3 separate regions of the Mus musculus genome follow, and regions 2 and 3 are each linked to region 1. Evidence: chromatin loops called from intact Hi-C (ENCODE). Cell type or tissue: left cerebral cortex. All regions are shown on one strand.

Region 1 (8,000 bases):
CTAAGATAGACGTTACAAGGGTTAAAAATCTTTTGTATCTGTTACCCTTGTTGAAACTTAGGAAACTGAACATTTAAATCGTTGTTTCCTGCAGTCTGTGGCGATTCCTCTCCAGCCCTCACTTGGAGCTCCATCCCCTCTGTACTTTCCTCACAGGGACATTTGAGTTTGTAGTCTCTGGTCTAAAGTGTGATTTACAGACCATTCACATTGGTGGTTGTGGTTTTAATTGCCAACTGCAGATCTCGGGACTGGTTGAAAAGGTCTTTGTACTGAGTCTGGCTTCTGCTTCCCAGCTGGTAAAACAGGTGCAGCAGTGGCCCGTGGTTCCCAGCAGACAGAAAGACCTGGGTTTCACCAAGGGTGGTCTTGTGGGGCCCTTCCAGGGGACTTTAGAAAGACATGGAGGTTGGAGTGGCCTGAGGAAAGGCTGGAGACCTGGAGGTCCAGTGGTCCCTGGGAGCCCAGTGTGAGGAACTGCCCAGGCAGGCCCCACTCTGGGTCCTGGGGTTCTAACCTGTAATGTGATGGAGGTTCCCCCTGCTTTTGACCTGAATGCTGGTTCCTTACCTCTAATAAACCAGACAGTGCCTCGCTGTATCTGATAGAAGCAGAATGGGTCTCTCCTTTCTTCTCTGACACCATTCTCACGGGACCCTGGCGAGGAGGGAGTCTGAACAAATGAAGTGGCCCTAAAAGTCCTGCAGGCCCAGGTGACTTCTCCACAGCCATGTGACTAGGGCTGTAAAATGCATAACTGGGAATCAGAAGCAGCTATTAAGTCCATTTGTTTATCTATTTGCTGTTACGTTTTACTTAAAGGAGGGTTGTAAATGCCATAGCACACACATAAAGGTCAAGGTCAGGACAGCTTGTGGGACCCCATTTTTCTTTCCACCATGCGGTCCAAGGGAAACACACTTAGGTCATCTGGTTTGGTAGCAAATACCGTTACCCGCTGAGCCATTACCATTCCAGAAGTAAATATTTAAAAGGAAATTTTTTTCTTTAAATTTAAAGATAGCATGGGATTTGGTACACAATAAAAGGTATGGACATTTATGCCTATGTGTGCATTTAACCAGAGAGAAGCCAGGCCTTCATTGACTCTCAGACAAACCTTTGTAAAATTTGTGTTACAGTTTCTCTCCTGTTCAAGTGTTTGCCTCCAAAGAGTTCCTGGCTTTGGGAAGAGCCTTTTGTAAAACAAAAACAAAAAACAAACAAACAAAACCCACAAATGTGGAGGCCCTTGGCTGGCAATGTCATTGAGCTCCTCTTTTTCTGCTAGAAGGAAGGACCAAATTGGAGCAAGAGGATAATGACCACTGACCACTGGGGATGTGAAGGCAGTCTGTGCTTTAAGATGCCAGTGACAGCCAGGCACTGGTGGCTTACCCATTTAATCCCAGCACTTGAGAGACAGAGACAGGCTGATCTCTGAGTTCCAGGACAGCCTGGTCTACAGAGAGAAATCCTCTCTCAGGGGTTGGGGGTGGTGGGAGCAGTGACAAGGTAGAGGCCTTGCTTCCTAGGGACAGGTAGCCCGGACTTTGTCCCTTTGTTCTGTTTGCATGGTCAACACTGGGTGGAGGAGGCTGGCTTTATTGAAGGCTGCACAAGCACTCTGACCTGTTTTTGTGAGCTGGTGGATCAAGCATTGGGACAGAGGTGGAATTTGGCCAGAGCAGCCTACCACTTGCATAACCTTGGTGTTGGGATTGAGGGAGGGTGGTGGTTCTGGACCACCAGGAACCGTATACACATCCTTATCGGCCTTCAACCTTTGGCCCAAGTCTTCGGCTAGTCTTACACTCAGGGCTACTAACTGGGAGAACATGGCTGCCTGTGAGGCTATGTTATGGCTCAGAGTCACAGGAAGTGCACAGGGGTGAGAGTGGGAAGGGAGAACAGGGTGTTGGGAGGGCATACTCTAGGAGAGCTGTGTGGCTTTGGTAAAGGTGAAACCTCATCTACCTTCCTTCTGGGCTCTCTAGCCATGACTCTGGCCCAAAAGTTCAGCTGGGCTTAGAGCACCCTGCTTAGTCCTTGTAACCAAGTCCTCATTTTGGGTTCTAGTTTCAGAAACTGGGTCTGTCTCTTAGCCCCAAGCTCTTTCCCTTCATTGACAATGAAGGAGGTTTTCAAGTTGCTGGTGGCTTCATCATTGTCCTTACAGACTAACTTCAGTCTGGCCTATAGTCTCTGTGGACTGCCTACTCCAGAACTCCTAGTTGTGGGGACGGCCACGCTCAGCTCCTTGCCCCCTGACAAGAGGGTATCTCCTCCTCAACCTACCTAGAGTCAGGCCAAATGGACAGCTCCAGAGAGTAGGCAAGACCCTGAAGGGGCCAAACATGAGTCAGAGTGGCCAAAAGAAATCTATGGCAAGGCATATGTGAAACCCTCCATTTTCTAGTAGCCACCTTAGGAAAAAAGGGGGCAAAGAAACAGATAGGATTCATTTTAATCATATGCGGTTTTTTGTTTTTGTTTGTTGAGATAGGGTCTCACCATGTAGCACTTTCTGGCCTAGAATTCACTAAATAAACCTGGATGGCCTCAAATCCTGGAGATCCATCCAACTAGCTCTGCCTCCCGATTGCTGCAATAAGGGTATGAGCCACCACACCCAGCTTAACATACTTTCAAAGAACATTTATTTAATTGTGTGTGTGCCTGGGTATATATAAATACACCACGTGCAAGCAGGAGCCCACAGAGGTCAGAAGAGGTATTGGATCCCATCCCTAGGAACTGGAGTTATTGATGGTTGTAAACTGCCAAGTGGGTTCTGGGAATTGAACCCAGGTCCTCTGCAAAAGAATATGTGCTCTTAACTACTGAACTATCTTTCCAGCCTGCTCCTCCTCCTCCTTCCAGCTCCCTAGTGTCTTTCCTTGTCGTTTTTCATCTCCTTCCCTTGCAACAGGGTCTCTCATTGAGCCTGGGGCTCACCAGCTTTCACTTAGGCTGGTGGCCAGCAAGCCTAAATGATTCTCTTATCTCCTTCCCCGATATGTGGGTGCTAGAGATCTGGACTCAGGTCACCATGCTTGGATAGCAAGCTCTCTTACACACTGAACCATCTCCCTAGCCCCACACCTGATTTTAGGCAGTGCTGGGGATAGAACCTAGGGTTTTGTACAAACTAGGAAAACAGGCGACCAACATAACTACACCCACATCTCATATATACTCTAAGACCGAAATTGTGTTTCAGTTGGAAATTGCTAATAAAGCATTTTACATTTTTATAGTTGATGTCTTACTATTTAGCCCAAGCTAACCTTGAACTTAGCTATGTAGCTCAGGCTGACCTTGAATTCATAATGCTCCTGCCTCGGCCTTCCAAGTACTGGCATTAAGTGTGAGCCCCCACATTGTCTCCACTTCGTTTTCCATTTGGTTGTGTCAAATTACTGATTCCTATGAGAAATTTACAGCTTAATTCAGGGCCGTGGAGATGGCTCAGCAGGTAAAAGTGACCCTGCCAAGCCTTCGTGTCTGAGGTGGATCTGTAGGACCTGCATGGTAGTGAGAGAGAACCTGGGGCTAGAGAGATAGCTGAGCAGTTAAGACCCCAGTTCAGTTCCCAGCACCCACATGATGGTTCACAACTACTTATAACTCCAGGTCCAGAGAATCTGGTGTCCTCTTCTGACCTCTTCCATCAGCAAGCATGTATGTAGTACACATACATATATGCATTCAGACAAAGCACTCTACATATGAAATAAATACATATTTAGCATATGTATTTATTTTCAGAAAGAGATAAGCGGCTCCTGCAAGTTATCCTCTGACTTCACGTGCTCGCTGTGGCATGGAAAACACTTGATTTGTATATAGAGTCCATTAAATCTAGTCATAAGAATATTCGCATCCTCAAATTGTTCCATATATGAAGCTTTTCAGTAACTGAATTGGAAAGAAATTCAATGAACCAAAATTAATTTGACATACCAGTCGTGTACATTAATTCCAAAATTTTCTACTTCAATATAAAAATGTAATGTCAACTGATTCAAGTTAAGTACAACTTGCAGTTTAGTTCCTTCCTGGCATTAGCTGCCTTGGAGTGGTCAACATGATGTATAAGTAGCTCGGTGGAAGAGCACCTGCCTAACATGCACAAAAATACAATGTGACTGCTTTTGTAAACAGCGATGAGCACCAGGAAAATACTAGTGACTAAAGGAGTTCAGGGTAATTTTTAACCCCCACTTACTGAAGGGTGACTGGCCATCCCAGAGAGAGAGGGCCAGGGAATGGCAAAATAGAAAGCACGTAGCTGTAACACTTGGACATCCCTCTGCCAAAACCCTGTGCCCCTCCAGCCCCTCTCCCCTGTCTTCAGTGATCTTTTTGGTGCCTCAGTCTACACACGCCAATTTCAGTCACGGAGAGGCGATTGGCCTTTGATCAAGCAACCGCATGGAGAGATTCATGCCATTGGCTGCGGGTCACGGTTCTGCTCCTTAAAAAAAAAAAAAAAAAAAAAAAAGTGTATCTCTAAAACCACTTGGCGCTGGTCGTCAATAAAGGAACCCTAGCAGGGTAGCTGAGTTGCTGGTTGAGATCCGTGGTGGCTACGGGTTACTACCATTCGGCAGTAGAGACCAGGAGCCCCGGGGTTAAGAGCCATAGAGCGGCTCTACCACAAAACAGGCTTGCTGGATTTGCTAGGTCTTTGGTTACTGCCTAACACTGCAGCACAAACAATTGGCTGGGAAATCTGGGCGGAGCTTCCACTCGAGTCCTCCACCAGCAGGGGCCTTGAAACCACCAGAGGGCGCTGTAAAACCAGCCAAATCTGCCTTCCTGCTGACCAGGCCTGCCACCTAGCCCCTAATACAGGTGAGGCCATAGCGAACCTGGAGTAGGCTCTGAGATGTTTTATGATCCTCCTAAATTTTGATCGCTCCTTAAGAACAGAGTGCACTCTGTAGGAATCCTTTCTGTCATTCCACTATATCCTCAGAAGTTGAGCTCATTTGAATCCTGGAAAGGGCAGAATAGCTGTATAAAGCTCAGATAACTTTGTGGCAATGACAAGCACACCATCTAAACTGTAGACACAATGCTTCTCCCATATGGGACAGAAGTTGCAAACTAGTCACCTTCTGTTTTCAATGTGTGTGTGTGTGTGTGTTGGGAATCAAACCCAGAGCCTCACCCATGTTAGGCAGGTACACGACTACTGAGCTACACACTAAACTTCAAAAGGATTTTTAATCAGTTGTCAGCACACCAAATTCCAGAGCTGGGGCTATGATGTTCGCATAGTTGTCATTATCCACATTTACTGTGCAAGGGGCAGTGGATTCCCTGCAAACACTGCAAAAACAAATAACTAACTGTATGTAAAGTACAGAGATAGGGCTGCTCTAGGGTCTGGTTGGGGGGAAGGTTATAAGGAAGAGTATAGCCAGAGGCATCAGAGGAGTCCAGAGCAAGGAGAGAAAGTAGTAGACAGAAGATGGCCGTGGTGCTGGGGGAAGGGGGGCAGGGAGGGGGCTCAGGACAAAAGAGAGAGAGGCAAGCGAGAGGGGACCAAGAGAGCACATGGCCAAAATGGCAGTTATATAAGAATGAGAAGCTGGGGGAAGGAGCCAGGAGTTTAGGGTAGGGGGCAGGATGGAAGGAGCTGGTACACACAGGTACAGAGTCACCCTGGAGGCCGGCATTCACTTTGGTATGCTAATAGGCACCAAGCCTATTAACTCTTTGTTTCTTTTGGACTTGACAATCAATAAAATTTAATAACTAAAAAATGTCCTGATAACACATGAAATTCTTATTTCTGGCTTTTCCTGGAAAAAGCATTGGCTTCACAATGCAAGCCTGCATTCGTGCGCGGCATCCATATAAGCCCCATACCGGCTGCTGACCTGAATTGGTCCATTCGCACTTTATTTGTCAGGGGTCCCTCTACTCCCCGTTACTGCCTTGGATGATGTCGTTGTCTATGGATTCTCACCCTCCCCCCACCTTATCTTTTGTGGTGCTGGGGATCTAACAGGGCCTTGAGCATGCTAAACAAGCACATCTACACTGAGCTGCACTCCCAGCACCTGAGCTCTGATTTTCTCTGAAGTATTAGGTAGGGACTTGGGCTACGACCTCTCACACATGTGACACAAGGGCTCTACCACTGAACTGGATCGAAGGCCTTTGAGCTGGTTGGTTGTTTTTCATAGAGCTTTTGTTAATCCAGAGGATGGGAGGAGAAAAACCACCGACCCAAATCATCATGACCAAATTAACTAAAGCAAGCAATTAATTAAAGCAAGCCTTTGTATTTGTGTCCACAGGCTTGCTCCCCCTAAGGCAGGGTTTGAGAGGTCAGCATTGGATGTGGGGAAGTCAAGGCTTTCTACAGCACAGGGGTAGGGGATTTGGTGGGCAAAATAGGAGGGGGGGTCACAGGAACAGAACATTATAATAAGTCAGTCCTGATGACCTCCTCAGACAAAGACAAAGGTGGGCAGAGCAAGGTAGTCATAGCAACAGTCATAACAAGGTAGTCATAGCAACAGCTAGTCATAACAAGGTACTCATAGGTGGTCCTATAACCTTTTGAAACACAGGAAGGGTTGCAAGATGGTTGAAACAAAGACATGATTGCCTGTCGAGGGCCATACAGGAGGAACGTGGCACAGAACCATTTGTAGTTAAGGTTACAAGTCGGGCAAAGCCTTGAGAAACAGGCTTAATCATAAACAGGAGGGAACCTAGTTTGTCTTTACTATAAGATGGCTTTGAAGCCTAAGATGGAGGCAGGCTGGTTCTTCACTTCACTCCTGTATGACTTTGTGGTATTTGCTTGTGACTTCCTAGGGGTCTTTATGTGAAGGTGTCTCTGTAGAAGTGTACCCCAGACACTCAATCTGCTTATCTTTTATGCACTCCTCTTTGGTAAGCGCCTTTCAACTTGAGTCATCGGCTCAACTCCTTTAAAGGAGTTTGCCTTTTGCAAGTATGATTTCAAAGTACTAAATTATTAAAAAGTACACACACTCAAGTATGTCACCAATCACTTTTAATTTGCTGGCAACTGCAAAACACTGCTTTGTTTCACTATGTTAGATTTTGAGAAGGCCACAGAAATAGGTTTCAGTCACTGCTATCCAAACAGCTTGGTGGTGAGAAGCTAATGGCTCAACAGAACTGTTGGCCAGGGCTAAGACTAGATGTTAAAGTGATTACGGACCATGACCCTGGATTCGATTCCTGGTAACTCCCCATCATACACAGATCACTGTTTACCACTAACCTTTGTCAAAATTTTCTCTGCATTGACTAGTGAAGTAAGTCTACTGATGAAGCTGCTACCTGAGAGTGACTAAAGAGACAACTCGGTGATTAAGAGCACCGGCTGCTCTCCAAAGGACTAAGGTTTGGTTCCCAGCACCCACATGTGGCTTACAACCATCAAGGGACCTGATGCTCACTTTTGGTTTCCAAGGGCAGTAGGCATGCATGTGGTACAGGGACATGGACAGACGGACACACAGACACACGGACACATGGACACACAGACACACACATACATCATCCATATACATAATTTTTTAGTTAAAGAAGAGAGTAAGTAAAAGTCACAACTGTCATTTCAAAATCCTGAAGATACATTAGGAACTTTTTGCTAGGAGGAGAACAGAATATACAGCATTGTTTCTTCCTTTGACATTTTTTTCCTATATATTATCACATACTTCTGTTTTTGCTTTGTTTTTTAATATTTCTGTGTTTTTAATTTATGTATTTGTTTAATGTATGAATGTTCTGTCTGCATGTACACCTGCATGCCAGAAGAGGGCATCAGATCCCTTTATAGATGGTTGTAAGCCACCATGTGCGATTGCTGGAAATTAAACTCAGGACTTCCGGAAGAGCAGCTGAGCCATCTCACCAGCCCGTTGTTTTGTTTTTTTGAGACAGGGTCTCTCTACATAGCACTGGCTGTCCTGGAATTCACTATAGACCAGACTGAC
Region 2 (8,000 bases), 210 kb before region 1:
GCTTTGGGGAGGATAAAGTTGGTGTGCAAATAAATTGATACTGAAGCTTAGCAACTTGTCAAGTGTGGAGCTTCATAAGGTCATAAGAAAGTGTATATATGCTTTTTCACAGCTTTCTAGAACTTTGTGACATTTGATTTTCTTGAAACTTGTAAACCTGGATAGGTTGAAGGGTGTTTTAATTTTACTTTTGAAGGTGTTTTAAAACAGTAGAGCTAGCAGCAACACCTTATGTTTCATTTCAACACTGCTTACAGGTTTCTTTTGTATATAATTCTTAGAATGCTCATTTCTTTTAAATCGTTTAATTTGTACAGCAGAGGAATGTTATTGTAGTAGTATGTAACTATTACCTGAGTTTTGCAACAAACAAAAAACAAAAAAAAGAATGCTCATATGTAATTGAAATACTTGAGATTACATGAAAATGCTGATTTTAACATTTAAGGATCACAGCATTAAAAGAAAAAGAACCAATCCCTTGTATTCAGTTACCCAATGGGGCGCCGTTGGCAGGCAGAACTACATACCTGGAACTCTGTCTGCTACATATTCTTGCAGAATATTGGCCTTATTCATTTAAAATGAGTCCTAAGGTTGCCATATCTATGAATGATACAGATTATGCTAAATAATGCTGGTTTTTTTGTTTTGTTTTGTTTTGTTTGTGAGGGACCTCCTATAGAGCACCGTTTCTTTCTTAGAGTAATATCCAGTACAGTAGCCGAGTAACTGAATAATTCTAACTTTGGCTTCTCTAAGGGAAAGAAGAGCCCTGGTCCTGATGTCCTGGGAGAGATGGATGGGTTTAATGTCCTTTTCCTTAATGCTGCAGATGATCAGTATTTATAAAGTAACCGATTTTGCACCACTTTTTGTGACTGTGACCACAGCAGAACAATGTCTCCTAGACTGTATCTACATAAAGTTACTAGAATGGTGTCTGTCTGTCTTAGTGACACACGGATCACAACTAACAACTTAAAATCAGAGTTTGCCCGATCCAATTCAGCATGGCTGTAGCTGACTAAAAAAATTTACATAATTATTCTTTGTTAGCCTCTCTTACTAACTGAATTATTCATTGGCCAGTAAAAGGAGCCTCCTAGCTGACGTTTTAGCAGGTTTTAAGGTTTCCTTCAAGGAATACAAGTCAGAAAAACCACTCCAGAAAATATAGGTCTGTTCTATTTCATCTAAATGGCAGTCTACAGTAAAGGGTTTCCAAGGCTCTCTTTACCCATGTGCGTGCGTGTATAGTTGATGGTCTCTAGTAGAGATAGAGAAAGCATTCAGGCTTCTGGACAAGGACATTCTCAGCTGGGTAGTGTGCAGACTCAGCTGTGCTAAGTGACCCAGTCCTTGCCACCGCGTTGTGAGTCAGGATTTGGTGACAGAGTGGCCATTTCACCAAGTGGAAGGAGTGTCTCTTTGCCAAGCTAGCTCTTAGAACTTGAGACAACAGAACAGTTTCCACTTGGGCTAACACAGAGAGCGGTGCTAGAGTCTTGCTGTGGAAGATGGGATGCAGTGTGTCAGGGAACTGTCACTCACACATTGGAAGCTGAGGGCTGAGAAGGCTTTCTGGATTGTTTTTAAACAGAACAATGTGAAAACATTCAAGATTGAAAAGTTGCATTTAAAGTGTGATCACTTTCTAGGTTCCTATTACCAGAACGATTATCCTGGGTGTGGTTTCTTTGGTGTTATAAAGGGTTAATTTTACTTAAGGCAGTTACTTAATGTGATTTTTTTTTTTTTAACCCTTAAAAAAAGTGGGAGATGTATACAATTGTTAATGACATGAAAGTGTTTCCTTTCTCCTGAGGAAAAGTGAATTTCTTATCAGAATATCTGGCTGGCCCTGTAATTTAAATTAAAATAAAATTTTGGAGAAACTGTCTTGTGATGTCCTTTAGACAGTCATATGTCACTGTGGAGAATTCCATCAAGAGACAAAAGCACGTGATTTGTCAGTGGGTAGGAAATAGTTAACACTTTTTTCCGTACTCAAGGTTTAGTGCGCCTGCAGTTTTACCCTTATCTTGCCCCTGTGTGAGGTGATTATTGTGTCACATAGCCCATTCTTGTCTCCAAGTTCAATATCAGTGGTACCATTTTATGGTACCTCTGCCCACCCCCATGGGAGTGTAGATGTATCTTTTGTTCCTTTATCAACAGTGGAGACTAACTGCTTGACAGGGAGACTTACAGGTCACCGGAGCATGTCCATGGTGAAGGTGAGACCTAGAAAGCCTAGTCCTCTGGCACCAAGGCCCATGTGGCCCCTATTCTGTCTCCAGAGGTGGCTCCTCGTCTATGTACAACCCTGCCAACACTTAACCTTGTCAGTCAATAAGCTCTCCATTTTGGGCCACAGAGCACAGGGCCTGCTCTTGCCAGCGATACTTCAGTAGAGTAAAAGCATCTTACTGTTCATCTGCCAGGCCAGAGTTACCTTCCCCGAAGCTCACATTCCATTCCCTACCCCCATGGTCTCCATGGGATCCTTGCAGTCTTCCAGCTGCATGCTGACCAGGCATCCTGGGCTGCTTATGTCCATCCTAACCTGCAAGGACTCATGGGCTCATGATCATTGAATCCCCAAGGGCTGCAGTGTTCCACAGTCACCCCAGGTCGTAGGGGATCCCACTACCCTTGCATTGCCCTGCCTCAACCTGGTTGCTCTGCCAACCATCGCTGAGCTGCTTCCTCATAATTCAACAACTAGACCTCAGGAGTGATCTGAAAATTTCCTACCATGTGTGATCATCAGTTTTCTTCTACTAAAGCTTACTTCTAGTTATCCCATGTACCTCCCTCCACGAAGCACTTAGGAGGCCAAGACTGTCTTGCTAAGGCCTGGAAGCTCCGGGCCTCCAGGAATCTGTCTCCCTGCACTCAACACTACCCTGAGGGCCAGTGACTGCACAAAGATGGAACTGTTGTGGCACCATCCCCTACAAGGACCTCAGAAACCCATGTCTGATTCCCTGTATTTGTGTCCCTGGAGAGCGCTCTCGCTCTCTCTTTCTCTCTCTCTCCCCCTCCCTCCCTCCCTCCCTTTCTCTCTCTCTCCCTTACACACACACACCAGGTTCCTGGATAAGAGATTACATCCTCTGCAGTTACCTGCAACTCAAGTACCTTGTAGGTGTCTATGGACATAATCTGCATTTGCACACAGGTGACAGGTTTTGTAATTTTAGCTGATCAAAATTAAAACTTCCCAGGCAATAACTTAACCACCTGCAACTCTGTGGTCCCTGGAATGTGTCTCAGTGACACTCTGTTGGGTGGAAATGGGGATAGATACATTTTGCAGTAGGTGGAGTTAGGTGGAGTTTCCTTTCTGTTGAGATGCAGATGTGAACAGTGGCCTCAGTGACTAGCAGGCCATTGGAAACTCCCAGGAGCCACTGGGGTCCTGGCCCTCTTGGAGTTTCTACCAGTGGGTAGAGCTGGATGCCAATCTGTAACTTGGACTCAGGACCATCAGTGTGCCTTGTACACTGCCTATATATGATGGCCACGGGGCCCTTCTCAGGACCCAGCAACTTCTCTGATGATGAATGACAACTGGCTCGTAGGAAAAGAAAAACTGCTTCTCAATCTGTCTGAAGTGTGTTCATCTGCCTTCTGGACTCTGAAGCAGGTCTGAGCCCCAACATCCACCATAATACCCAGCTTTGATCCTCACTGACCCAAGTGTTTCCCAAGACCTGGTCCCAAACATGATATTGCCTCATTGGAAGCTGTGTCCCAAGACTGTCCCAAACAGCCTGCCTAGCACCCCATCCCTGTAGCAACCCAGCCTCTAGGTGGCTGCACTGAGCTGCTTTTATGCTTTAAGCCCACTGGAGGGCAGTGTAGTTCCTTGGTTTAGTGCTGCAGATTTATCTGGGCATTGAAAAGACCTAGGAGTCCAGTTTTTGGGGGGGTTTTGTTTGTTTGATTTATTTATTTATTTATTTATTTTGGTTCTGGTGGGTTTTTTTGGTTTTGTTTTTTTTTTTTTTTGTATTATTTATTTAGGTTCTGGTGTTGGGCAGCCTGGAGATTGTTGGAGGGACTTCACTTTCAAACAAGCTGGAGTAGTTAGGTAGGGATAGAAACAGATGTGGGGAGCAGAGGAAGCCCTGGGTGAATGTGGTGTTGACATGAGTATGCCAGTGGTGTTTCTGCCTTCTGCACCAAGCAGGCAGACATTGTTCTTTGTGGTTCTGAGAGGCAAGCTCTGAAAGCCCCCCTTCATTCTCCAAGCCTTGGCCTGTTGGAAGCAGCACAGAGGGATCCAACATCTAACATTCTTTGTGGGCTACAGAACCTGTGGACACGCTCTACTGCTGGCTGAGGACAAGGCAGCATCTGAGACTTAATGTGTTCTCTTACTGAATGTCCCATGGCACCCACACTGAGATGTTAGCCTGGGATGGGTCCCCACAGACCAGGACCTGCTTGTTATGGATACCCCGTATGCCCTGCCTGCACCTCTAGAAGACCAGAGCCAAATCTCTGGGGTCAGGGAGAACATTCCAGGCATTGAAAGTTAGGAGGCTTATAATACACAGCATCTGAATGACAGCCCCCAGAGTCTCTGGGATCCTCGGAGGGCAGGAGGCACTGTAAGTGTGAGTGGGCTATCTGGGTGGCATTTTGCTCCTCATGGACTGTACGGACACAAGGGTGTCTACAGAGCACGTCTAGCGCACACCCTGTATTCTCCATGGAAGATGTGGAATTTTGACCCTTGACTTGTGGTTGGGAAGAACCAGGTGTTAAGGATTATCTCACTGAAAGGATCTGTCCGTTTCAATCTGGCTGTGGTTTTGACAACAGTAGAAGCAAAATGTCAAGTTCACCTGGAAGCAAACATAAAGGGCCAGGACAGAGCAGGGTTTCCAGTTCTCCCCAGCATGCCCTGCTTCATTTCTGCTCCCCCTGCTGGCCTTGCTGCATCTCTGTTCAAGATGGGGAGAAGAGTAAAAGCCAATTCTTAGGCTTTCTAGGGGGCCTGAGGAAAGTGCCCAGCACACAGTAGGTCATCAACACATGATGACTTGGGAAGCCCAGTGGAAAGGGATCCTATGTTCAGAATACGGGATCTGAGCAGCTCTGGCCTCAGTCTCTTCCAAGCAAGTTTAAGTCTCTGGTCTTGTGCTAATGAGAAGAATACAAGCAACATATGTCTTTCCACCCCATAAGAGTGGAGGCAAGGAGAACCTAAGAAATCCCCAAGGTGGCAGAGGACTTTACCTGAATGCCTTGCCTGGTAAGGGAATGAATGCTTCATGCAAACATTGAGAGATTGAGGGAGATGAGGGATAATCAGCAGGGCTCTGGGAAGCAGAGTTGGTTTCAGTGATAGAGCAGTGCTTCTCAACCTATGGGTCTCGACCCCATGGGGTCACATATCAGATATCCCACATATCCGATATTTACATTGCAATTCATAACTGTAGCAAAATAGCTGTATAGTTATGAAGTAGCAAAAAACAATTTGATGGTTGGAGGGGGTCACTACAACCTGAGTAACTATTTAGAGGGTCGCAGCATTAGGAAGGTGGTTGAGAAGCATTGAGTTAGAACCTGGAAGATCCCTGAATATAACAATAGGCCACTTGGCCCACAAACAGCTTCCTCCACATTTTGCCAGGAAAGCAGTGGTTGGGCAGTAGAAGGAACTGCAGATCCTGACCACTCTTGGCTGTTCTATTTTCTTTTTGTACAGGTCTTGCTATGTCATCCTGGCTGGCCTCAAATTTATTAATCCTCTAGCCCCCATCTCCCAACTGCTGGGATTACAAGTGTATGCTACCATGCCCAGTTTAGAATCTAGAGCATTCCTGAGGTGTGGAGATACTATGACCCTGCCAGAATCTGACACAAAAGTGAACCAAGAAGAGGGAAAGTAGGAACTGGTCAGCTCCAGGTTGGAGTCTAATACAAGGCTGGGTGTTCTGCAGACTCCCGGCCCGGGGCACCGCCAAGTTACAGCTGCCCCCTGCACCTCAGTCAAGATCACCTAATTATAATCTGAAGGTCAGTTTACAGTAACCCAACACCTTTGTCCAGCACATCCAAGACACTCAATGAACTCATAAGATCAGTGCAGAGGTCCTCAGAAAAGAACTCTACTTTGACAAAGCTACAAAGCTTTGAAACAAGAGCTACTCACCGAGCCAGAGCATTGATACCTGCTGCCTGCAGTTCCAACACTCAGGAGGATGGAGATGTCCAGCCCTGACTACTAAACTAAATAGTGAAACATTGTCTCAAAACAAAACAAAACAAAATCAGAATCAAACAACAAAACCTTTCAGGGCTACAATGATACAATTATTTCTCTCATTTAGAGGGATAAAAACCAGAGGAGGGTAAAGAAAGAAATAGTCTAGAGGAGAGAGAGAGAGAGAGAGAGAGAGAGATGTGTGTGTGTGTGTGTGTGTGTGTGTGTGTGTGTGTGTGTGTGAGAGAGAGAGAGAGAAAATCAACCAGGAATTCTATCTCTAGGAACCCTAGGTGATGTGGCTTAGCCAGTAACATCACTCAGTGCCCTGAGTTTGATCCCTGGTACCCACACAGTGGAAATATGACCGATGGCACAAGGGTACATGGAAATGAGTAAACACAACTGAAAAAGATGTCAGAGTAATATCTAATAAAGCTGACCTTCAAAAGTGATGGTGAAATGAAGGCATTTCCAAAAACACACAGACTGGGAGACTTACTGCTCACCGACCTCTCTCAGAGGAAGTCAATACTAGAGAAAGTTCTTTAGGCTGAAGATAAGCTGGTGCTAATTAAATCTACAGCAAGAAGTGTTCCAGATAAGGTGAATACGTAGGTTTTCAAAACAGATAAATATGCTTTTTCCTCTGACTTCCAAAAGACAAGTTTATATAAGACAAGTGCAGTGCTGTAGTGTTTTGCTAGTTTTGTAAGTAGGTTTGCTGTCTATGATGTAATGGCACACAGGAAAGAGGGGCAGAGCTGGCTTATGGCGGAGCAAAGGTTCACATTTTACCCCAGTGGAGTTAGCATCAAACATCAGTAAAGCCTGGTAAAACGCATACTGATACCTAGAGCAGCCACTTTTTAAAGGGCTGTTTAAAAAATTCAACAAGAGTTAAAATGATACCAAAAACATTTTTTGAGAACAGTAGTCAGATGCTTCTAATGAGAAAGGGGTTGGAAGAGAGATAGGAGCTACTGTACAGGCTCTGAACAGCTAATGTTGGTGACAATATTAAAGTCTACTCCAGCTGAAAGGCTTCTCCTATCTGACCAGTGAAAAAACACCAGCCAGATCTGGTAATGACGTTCTGTCTACGAGAGTCATTCCTCGGATTCAAAGACACAGATAAAGCCACGTGTGATAAAGGAGTTTGGGGCCAGCCTAGGCTACATAATCAGTTTCAGGCCTAATAGAATAGGACATTATCTCAAACAAATGTATAATATTAAATAAAGAAAAATTCACAAATAGTTGGAAATGAAGGGCTGAGGAAAGAAAATATGGAAAGAGTAAAACATGACCCCATTGTGGCCTTCGAGAAGGAAGTAACTAACATGTCTGGAAAGAGGGGCTCTCAACTGGGGAATTGCCTCCCTCGGGTTGACCTATGACTATTTCGGGGGGGGTGCATTTTCTTAATTCCTAATTGATGTGTGTGCGGGGGGGGGCAGATTCTAAGGAATCTTCTCAAGAAAATGAAAGTGTCATGTGCCAAGTGTCTGCAGCTGCAGTCTTTAGCACCACAGCCTTGAAGTAATCCAAGCATCCAACAGCTCTGGACTCCTGAACTAAGTGTGCCTGGTCCCTATAGGGAACACTGAGTCACTGATGCCTGCTGCCACATGGAGGGGCTGGAAGAACATTGTGCTAAGGAGGAGTCTTGGCACCAGAGACTGTATCTCAGCCACCGTTGATGTGACATAGCCTGTGTTTGGTGGAAAGTAGATCAGCAATGATTTCATCCCAAGGACAGGACCAGGAA
Region 3 (8,000 bases), 120 kb before region 1:
CCTGTCTCAGTCTTAGCTCTGCTGAGGTCCCTCCAACCGGCCTGAGTCATTTATTCCCACTGCCTATATCAGAAGACACTGGCTTGGTACACAAGCGCTGGCACTTTCGGCTCTGCAGCACAGAAGAGGTAAATAAGGTGAACTAGATGAGAAAAGTATCCAAACCAGGTCCGGGTTAGGTTATGTTGACCTCTGTTGGGGTGCAGAGTACCTATCTGGGGTAGCTCGGGGCCTCTGGGGACATCCAAGAGGATCTTGAGTAGAGACATTGGACGAGGGCACAGAGACCTGGTATGCACCTACATTCATTCAGCAATCAACATAGATCATTTAATTCTCTCTCTCTCTCTCTCTCTCTCTCTCTCTCTCTCTGTGTGTGTGTGTGTGTGTGTGTCTGTCTGTCTGTCTGTCTGTCTGTCCTCAATGGCATCAACTGTGTGCCCTCTGACTCACTACAGCTCTGACACTACTCTGAGGTAGCATCAGATACCATAGGCTGAGGACTGGGTCCCCCAAAACTCTCTACCTCCTTCAGCCACCAGCCCTGGCTGTCCCATCTAAGCTTCCAACCCCAGAGTTCTAAACTGGGGTTCTTCCAACTCACTCCTCAGGTTCAAATAATTTGTTAGAGAAGGGCTCAAAAAAAAAAAAAAAAGGAGTTTACAGATTTCACATAAGATACTACAAACATCCACAGAACAGATGAAAAAATTCCCAAGATAAAGTTGGAAGGTAGGAGTGCAGGGCTGCCGTGCCCTTTCTGGGCACCTTGTCCTCAGGGACCCTGCGTGCTCTAAGCTCTATGAAAGGCCCAGGCCCTGCCCTCTGGGGTGGAGGGTGGGGGGCTATGGCGGCTTCCTTACAAAAGCATGATTGATTAACTCATTGATCACCGGTGATTAGCCCGGCCCTCCGCCCTTACTTGCCAGAAGTTTGAGAATGGGTCTGAGAGACCCAGCTCTTCACTTCTGTTCTGAGCAGCCCCGCCACAGAAGCCACCTAGATCTGTCCACCACCAGTCATTTCATTAGTATGCATGTACAGCTCACCACTATCGTGATTCCAGGGGTTTTAGGAATTACTTGGCAGGAATCAGGCTGAAAAGTGCTGAGATATTTCACAGTATCACTTTGGGAAATGCTGGCGATGTTCAAGTGTCTACGAGTCTCACTGTTCTCCAAAAGCAAGGTCCTGCAAAGCAAGGTCCTGCGGCAGGCCAGTTTCCAGCCTCAACTCCACCAGCTTTATAGAGTCATCCCTTCATCAGGTCTCTGCACAAAAGGCCTTGAAATAACACTCCGCGTTCCTCTTCCCCACAAGCTCTAAGGGGGAAACTGGCTAATTATGCTTCTCACCCAAAGTCAAAGAAATCTGCCTCCCCTCCCCTCCCCTCCCCTCCCCTCCCCTCCCCTCCCCTCCCCTCCCCTCCCCTCCCCTCCCCTGTGTCTGACCCCGTGTAGCAAAAGGACATTTTCCCCTCTATCATCTGGACCTTCTCCTGAACAAACTGACAAAGACAAACGAAACCGGAGAAAAAGTATACAGATCTGTGAATGTGCAAACACGGAAAAACCAGAACACAGAAAGTCACAAGTGCGTGGCCACCCACCAGCTCAGTGGGGTGCAAAAAAAGGCACACCCCACTCCTGTTGGGGAGGAGAGAGTGTAGACAATTTTGAGATGACTCATATGTGACTTTTAGGGGGAACCTAATGAGCGTTGAGCATATACAACAGCCCAGGACAGAGTCTCACGGGTCATAAAGTAGACAGTGGTTTGTAAATGATTCTCTGTGGGACCAGAAGAGGACAAGGCATGTGACAAGTCTATTCTGCCACTTGAATAGATAATAAAAAGCACAAGGTCAGAGGGACTTGAGCTTTGGGAGTGTGGGCGAGTGTAAGACGACCCCCCCTCCCCCCAGCCTCTCATAACTTTGGTCTTTGGAGTTCTGTTTCCTGGGCTCTAACACTCCGGCTTCTTTCTCACCGGAAGGAGAAATAACAAGGCTAAAGCTGGAGAACTTAGTGCAGACAGGATATGGGAAAGGGCTCTAATGAATAACAATGTAACATGCATCCGGGTTGCACTGGTTGCTGAAGACTCTTCCCACCTCCCCCAACCCTAGCCCCACCCCACGCCATCCCTGCAAATCTCCCCCATGCTGTCCTCTGGAGTTTGATTATTTCAGCTGCAGCCTAGCTCGGGAAGAGCACAGTCTCTCGCTGGTGCAGCCCGCTTGTTAAACTGCCGAGGGATGGGGGCTGTTTCCACAGATGTCTGCTCTTGGGTTTTCCTTTGAATGACCTCTTTGCTTCTGGTTTCCATGGAAACAGCCCTAGGAGCAAGGACAGCTGTGAATCAAGACCCTCATCAGGAGGGACCCTCTCCTAAAAACAGGTTGACAGAGTGCAGGAGGACAAGAACAGAAGGGCTGAGGGAAGGGAACAGTGAAGGAGGAAGGACTGAAGGAGGGAATCTTCTGGAAGGGAGAAACTCTGATCACAGCTGAGCCAAAGGCAGAGTCTTCAGGGAGTGGGAGGGCCTTGGAGGGACTCTGGAGGACGACAGTTAGAGCCCCCAGGAGCTTCCATGGCAGGTCAGATAAGGACATCCTGGGAGGATGGAATTGATGACATCAGCTCCTAAGAGGAGACAAAGACATAAATATCATAAATAACCATGACAAGGTAGCGAGTGTGACCTGCTCACTGGCCTAGATTGTAAAACTCCTCACCTTATTCGTATTGCCACAATTCATTGCTTGGGTCCTTACGTGTTCTTCAGACAGGAAGATAGTCCCTAAATTATTCAAAATCCCCAGGGTCCTCCTAGTCAAAAGAGCCCAATGGGAAAGTCAGCTTTGCTTGCTGACCCCTGAGGAAGGACAAACGACTTCTCTATGCTGTCATCCTCGAGGCTCCAGCCTGGATCTCTTCAGGGGAGAGGGACACTAGACCATAATATACAACAAGAGGGGCTGCCGGCTTCAGACCAGAACCCCACAGTCCCATTGCTCACACCGCAGACCCCAGAACCCCTGTGGATACCTACCGCAGCTAAGTGTCGCTGGCAAGTGAGAGGGGCTCTTTGAAGAAGCACAGGGCAGGCAAACTGAGACCCACCGACCACAGCAGCTTCTCCTTCATCTTTTAAAGTACCAGAGCACTGTGTCCTCCTGCTTAAGCTGCTGATGTAATTCTCCTTTTAAGTTTAGAAAACACTAGCCTATGGGAAGGTGGCAGGGTACTATTGCAGTCACCTCAAGCAAAGCCAGGATGGTGGGCAGACATGGGCTCCTAATTAGCCTATTCTCTCCTTTTCAGGAACCACTGGTACTTGTAAGCCCTCTCTGTCTTTCTTGTCCCACTCAAGAGTGGGCATGTGGCATTTGCCCAGGAAGCACAAATGCCTGTTGATTTTGATTGAAGATGCTGGCGCTTCCCCATGTCATCCTGACACCATGCATCTATTATCTTCCCCAGGATCACAATTATGAGAATGGATGCTAAGAAGCGTCTGCTTTGAACATCTCCAGGCTTCACCCTACCTTGAAAGAAAGCCAGGCTTTGGAGCCCCAGCCTAGATGGAGAAAGTGCCACAGGATCTGTGAAGGGAAGGCATGGCAATGGTTCAGGGAAGGTGGCTAGACTCCAGAGCATGATTTTGGTATGAGCTCTCTGGAAGAGACACCAGAGCTGGTGGGAGGGGCAGCTTGCAGCCATGAGGGAACTGTAGGACAAAGTCTTGTGTCCATGTAACATAGGAGTCTACATTCATAGGCCTGGTTCTTAGCCACCGAATCTGCGGCCCCCATTCCCCTATCAAGGGCACTCTCTTATTTCTTTATTTCATTTTATTTGTTATATGTGTCTGGGTGCTTTGCATCATGCTCACGTAGTTCCTGAAAAGGCCAGAAGAGGGCACTAGATGACCTCAGACTAGACTTCCAGACTGCTGTGACCCACCGTGTGGTCACTGGGAATGGAAGCCAGGTCTTCTGGAAGAGCAGCAAGTGCTCTTTACTGCTGAGCCCTCTCTGTAGGTCTTGAGGAGCCTCTCTTTCTAGAATTCATGCAGGATTCCCGGAGCTAGAGAGATGTTTAGGGACAACGGGGTTAGCAAGTCTTTGTAAAATGTCCTGAGCTCAGAGCCGGGTGTATTCAAGTTAAGAAACTAGAGGAAACACACATGTTCTATTCAAGTTCACAGAGTAAAAGCCTTGTGGACTGGATGCTCCCACTTAAATTCAGGCATTGAAACCCCAACCCTGGGACCTTAGGGGGCCAATTAAGGTAAAATGAAATGCTAACTGTCTGACCCAGACAGTTGACTGTCCCTATCAGAAGGAATCAGAAAACTTCTTGTACAGACCCAGGCAAAAGCAAGGAAGAGCTCTCACCAGGAACCAGACACAGAGCCAGGCCAGACCGTGAACATTCAGCCTCCAGGGTAGTGAGAAATGTCTTTCTGCCACTGACGCCATACCCCAGACCCTCCATCAGCCCCTGGCTGTACCTCTGATATCTGACTGTTCCCCAGAGTGACATCCCAGGGAGGAAATAGCAACAGCTCTAAGCTCTATTAACCACCTACTACATCTGTGTTTGTCAAAATGGTTTAAACACCTAGCCTCTGCAGTTAAATTGACTTTAACACTCCAGAGATGCTGGCCTGATGCCACCCTCCGTGAATGCCAGAAGTCCATTTGCCTGCTTGGTTCTGAAAGGTTTCTCACCCTCTGGTCCAGCAGGTGCAGGCAAGCCTACCAAGCGCCACTGTGTTGGCACCTGTCCCTGCCTTACTCTATAGCAACTGATTGTACCTGGTGGCCTCCAGAGAAAGCAAAGCCTCAGCTGCTCCTTCAGGGGGAAAGAAACGTTGTTTCGAGGGCGAGAGTGGCTGCGGGGTGGGGTGGGGGGCCTGTTGAAAATATGGCAGGGGCTTCCAGCTGCTGGAGATAGTCCTTCCCAAAGCCTAAGAACATCAGTCTATTGTGCATGCACCACATGCGAGTGGGGTGTGTGTGTGTGTGTGTGTGTGTGTGTGTGTGACTGTGCTGTACAACACCCCTCCCACTCTCTCCCACCTCCTCCTCCCACCCCCCACTCCGTGCAGATAAGTTTTGGTTGTTTCTCAGGTGACTGCCTCAGAACAAAGGCAGGGTCTGGGGCCTCAAGGTGAGCTGCTGGCTTGCTCCCTCAAGCATTCCTTTGAAGTGACACCTTCCAGTCTCCTCTGCAGACATCAAAGGACAGAAGGCCTCACTTCTGCTATATCTCACAGTGAATGTCCCCACCACCACCACCACCACCATCACCACACTCCCGACACAGAGCACTGTTCACAAAGGGAAGAGGAGACAGGCACTTGCTCACCTTCAGTGCCTGTGGTCTCTCTGCCCTGGCCTTACCAAGAAGCACAGCTGAGAAGGTGAGAGGTACTATAGTAGTAGTTTCAGGGTGTGTACCTCAAAATCAACACCTTTATGAGTCTTTTAGTCCCCTGTCCTCAGAATGGGATTCTCACGGTACCCTTTGTCAGCCACTCTGTTGCCCCCAAAGGATATTGTCCCCAATGGAGCTGGCCCTCGGAGGAGCATGGAGGATTTTGTAGATAGCATCTCCATATAGGTCCTTAGGGATGTGTCTACCCCTGCTTGGTTGATACTCTTTTCATCCCAGGCTAGAAAGCTCATCCTATCTTTTCCTCGTTGACATATCAAGCTAGTCCTTTCACATCCTTTTGAGTCTCTGCAGCTGCTACTGGGCCTACAGTCATTTCAAGCATCTTTGAAATTACTGGTTATTCACAGTAACTTTCTGTAGGGTAGAATTTTCTATGTGGGTGTTCTCAGAAGCCCAGGGCATCTTCACTGTGTTACTGTAATGACTCCAACTTCAAAGGGTCTACAGGGAGGGGACTCTAACAGGGCTGACTGAATGCAGTTTATGAATAGGTGCTCTCCAGTCAAATCCTCTGGGAGCCAAGGGGATAGGACCCACCCACCAGTTAGCTGGGGTTAACCGAAAAATGTCTGTTAAGGGACAAGGATGTCCCTGATCAGCCTTCCACATCCAGGTCAGGCCTTGGAACTTAGGAAAAAGGGGTGACTTGGACCTAAGCCTATAGGGAAATGCCTGTCAAGTGTGCTGGTAGGTGAGGAGGAGTTCCCTGTAAAGAGAGATACATTTACACCATAACTAGACCCAGAAGGGAGCATCACCAGTAGAGGATGTGTAGTCAACAGGTCTCTTGAATTGGGCCTCTCATGGACACAGAGCCAGTGTCACGGTGGGGAGGATGGAAGAGCAGGCTGAAAGGGACTGAGTCCAAGTGTGTGGGGCCTTTGAGACCCAGTGGCTTCACAGACAATTAAGCACCAACGTGACTGAGCATCAAACTGCACAGGGTCTGGATCCTCACCAACTGGGAAGACCAGCTATGCACCTGATAACCACCTGTGACCTACTTGTTACAGATAAGACCCCTATAACATCATACCTGATACCCAGGGGTCACATTGTTCAATCCCTTGGCAGGGGCCATTAAATACCAGTTCTTCTCTGGAGCCAGAAACTGAAGCCTGAGACAAGGTCACAGTACATTGTATGAATTTATTTGGTCAGTCATGTTAATCGAATTGGTTTTCCAATTAATTTTTGCTAGATCTTGCAGCTGTACGTGTAGCCAGTGTGTCAGGTTTTCCAAGGCTGAGTACGAATAAGGTCACATTATGGCTGAACAATAGCTCCTAGCCCCACTGGCTTTAGTAACAGGAATCTGGCTTTTTTCACAACTAAGTGCTGGGTTTCCCACACTCGCTGGCTGCATTCTGCTGTACTTCAACACTAACAGTGATCCTCCCCATTTCTGGTACTGCTGAGCCAACTGCCACTTGAGCCACCATTGGACTGGTGACACACACCAGGCAAGTCTCCTTCACTCACTATTTTGGGATGAATCAGTGGGTTCTCAAACCCTATCCCCACCCCCAATCTCCTGGTCCAGGGTCACCAATCTGAGACACAGCTGTACAACTCCAGGAGCCCTGTCCTTACCTTTCCCCAGTTTATGGCTTTAGATTTCCTGCCCTCTTTGGTAATGGTACTCTTGGGACCTAGAGATCTTTCCAGCATAGAGCGTTGCTATACACACACCAGGTTTTAGCTCTGGTCATCCATGGGGAAGGTGGCTATTCAGCCTACTAAAGCCTTTGCTCTGGGTCATCTTGCCTGGCAGACACACTTGCACATGGAGGGGACCACTTGACTCTGTTGGATGGGTGAACAGCTCCTTTTACAGAGAGAACACAGAGGAGGTGGTTCCAAGACCTACCCCACTCATGGGTGAACCTGAAGCAGCTGTCTATCCCGGTGTCACAGGTATTATCTCTGTCCAAGACAGCAATGGGACAAAACAGCATCCAAGGCTGGGAACCTCATTTCTCAGGTCTGCATAGCCCTGAATCGCCACCAATGGGTCCCTGGAGGCCCAGCCCTGAGATGGGGCTCTGGTCCTGGTCCTCACTCCCCTACAGCACCTGCCGGTCCTTAACTCTCTCTCCTTAACTATTCCTTCAGGTGGCTCCACACTGAACACTGCCACAGCCACCATGCCTGGAAGTGCCTACCCTTCATTGGTTTCCAGTGGAGTGGAAGTGCTAGACTCACAGGAGGAAGCTGCTCTCCCTACTTAACTTTCCTATCCCCTCCATGCATCCTTCCTGTCCGTCTGCCTTCCTCTTGCTCCTCTTCTTTCCCTCCCTTGTCTTTCCCTTCCTCCCTTCTCTTCCTCCCCTTCCCATTCCTCTTTTCCCCTACATCTTGCCACACCTCCATCTTCTGCTCTGTGGACAGCTCCCAGATTCTAGCTACAGTTCCATCTTCCCCTGCCCCTCCCCATGTGCTCATCCCACCCCTGGCCTCTGACCCTGGATATTCTACCTAGTTAGCTTTTCTTCCTAAAGCACACGAAGTCTCCTGGGATTCTTCCTGTCC

Evidence for each region. Hi-C counts contacts between places; a loop is a spot of excess contacts. Peaks named below come from ENCODE experiments on the same cell type or tissue, not always from the same donor. Only the 100,000 strongest peaks of a DNase experiment are listed, where the experiment ranks them.
Region 2: it touches region 1 in a loop (2.9-fold over the local background); 3 of 42 quality-filtered maps call a loop at or near these places.
Region 3: a loop joins it to region 1, with 3 times the contacts of the local background. A loop is called at or near these places in 3 of 42 quality-filtered maps.

What each region holds. Positions count from the first base shown.
Region 1 is chr1:86,054,844-86,062,843 of GRCm38, forward strand. 2810459M11Rik (RIKEN cDNA 2810459M11 gene) reads left to right here. Exons shown (of 3, transcript NM_001144993.1): 3 at 1-613. Among named protein-coding and RNA genes, the nearest start is that of Psmd1, 5.8 kb to the right of the region's middle. In left cerebral cortex, CTCF peaks have their summits at 4,791 (motif pointing right) and 7,806 (motif pointing right); a DNase peak (open chromatin) is centred at 4,767; H3K4me3 peaks cover 556 bases; H3K27ac peaks cover 713 bases.
Region 2 is chr1:85,849,676-85,857,675 of GRCm38, forward strand. It overlaps Cab39 (calcium binding protein 39), which reads left to right. Exons shown (of 9, transcript NM_133781.5): 9 at 1-1,902. Among named protein-coding and RNA genes, the nearest start is that of Itm2c, 41 kb to the right of the region's middle. In left cerebral cortex, CTCF peaks have their summits at 3,841 (motif pointing right), 4,942 (motif pointing left) and 7,853; DNase peaks (open chromatin) are centred at 3,831, 4,942 and 7,884.
Region 3 is chr1:85,931,721-85,939,720 of GRCm38, forward strand. Gpr55 (G protein-coupled receptor 55) reads right to left here. Exons shown (of 2, transcript NM_001033290.2): 2 at 7,817-8,000. 4933407L21Rik (RIKEN cDNA 4933407L21 gene) reads left to right here. Exons shown (of 3, transcript NR_037692.1): 3 at 1-36. Among named protein-coding and RNA genes, the nearest start is that of 4933407L21Rik, 7.2 kb to the left of the region's middle. In left cerebral cortex, a CTCF peak has its summit at 3,913 (motif pointing right); DNase peaks (open chromatin) are centred at 1,641, 2,294, 2,436, 3,660 and 2 more places; H3K27ac peaks cover 2,639 bases.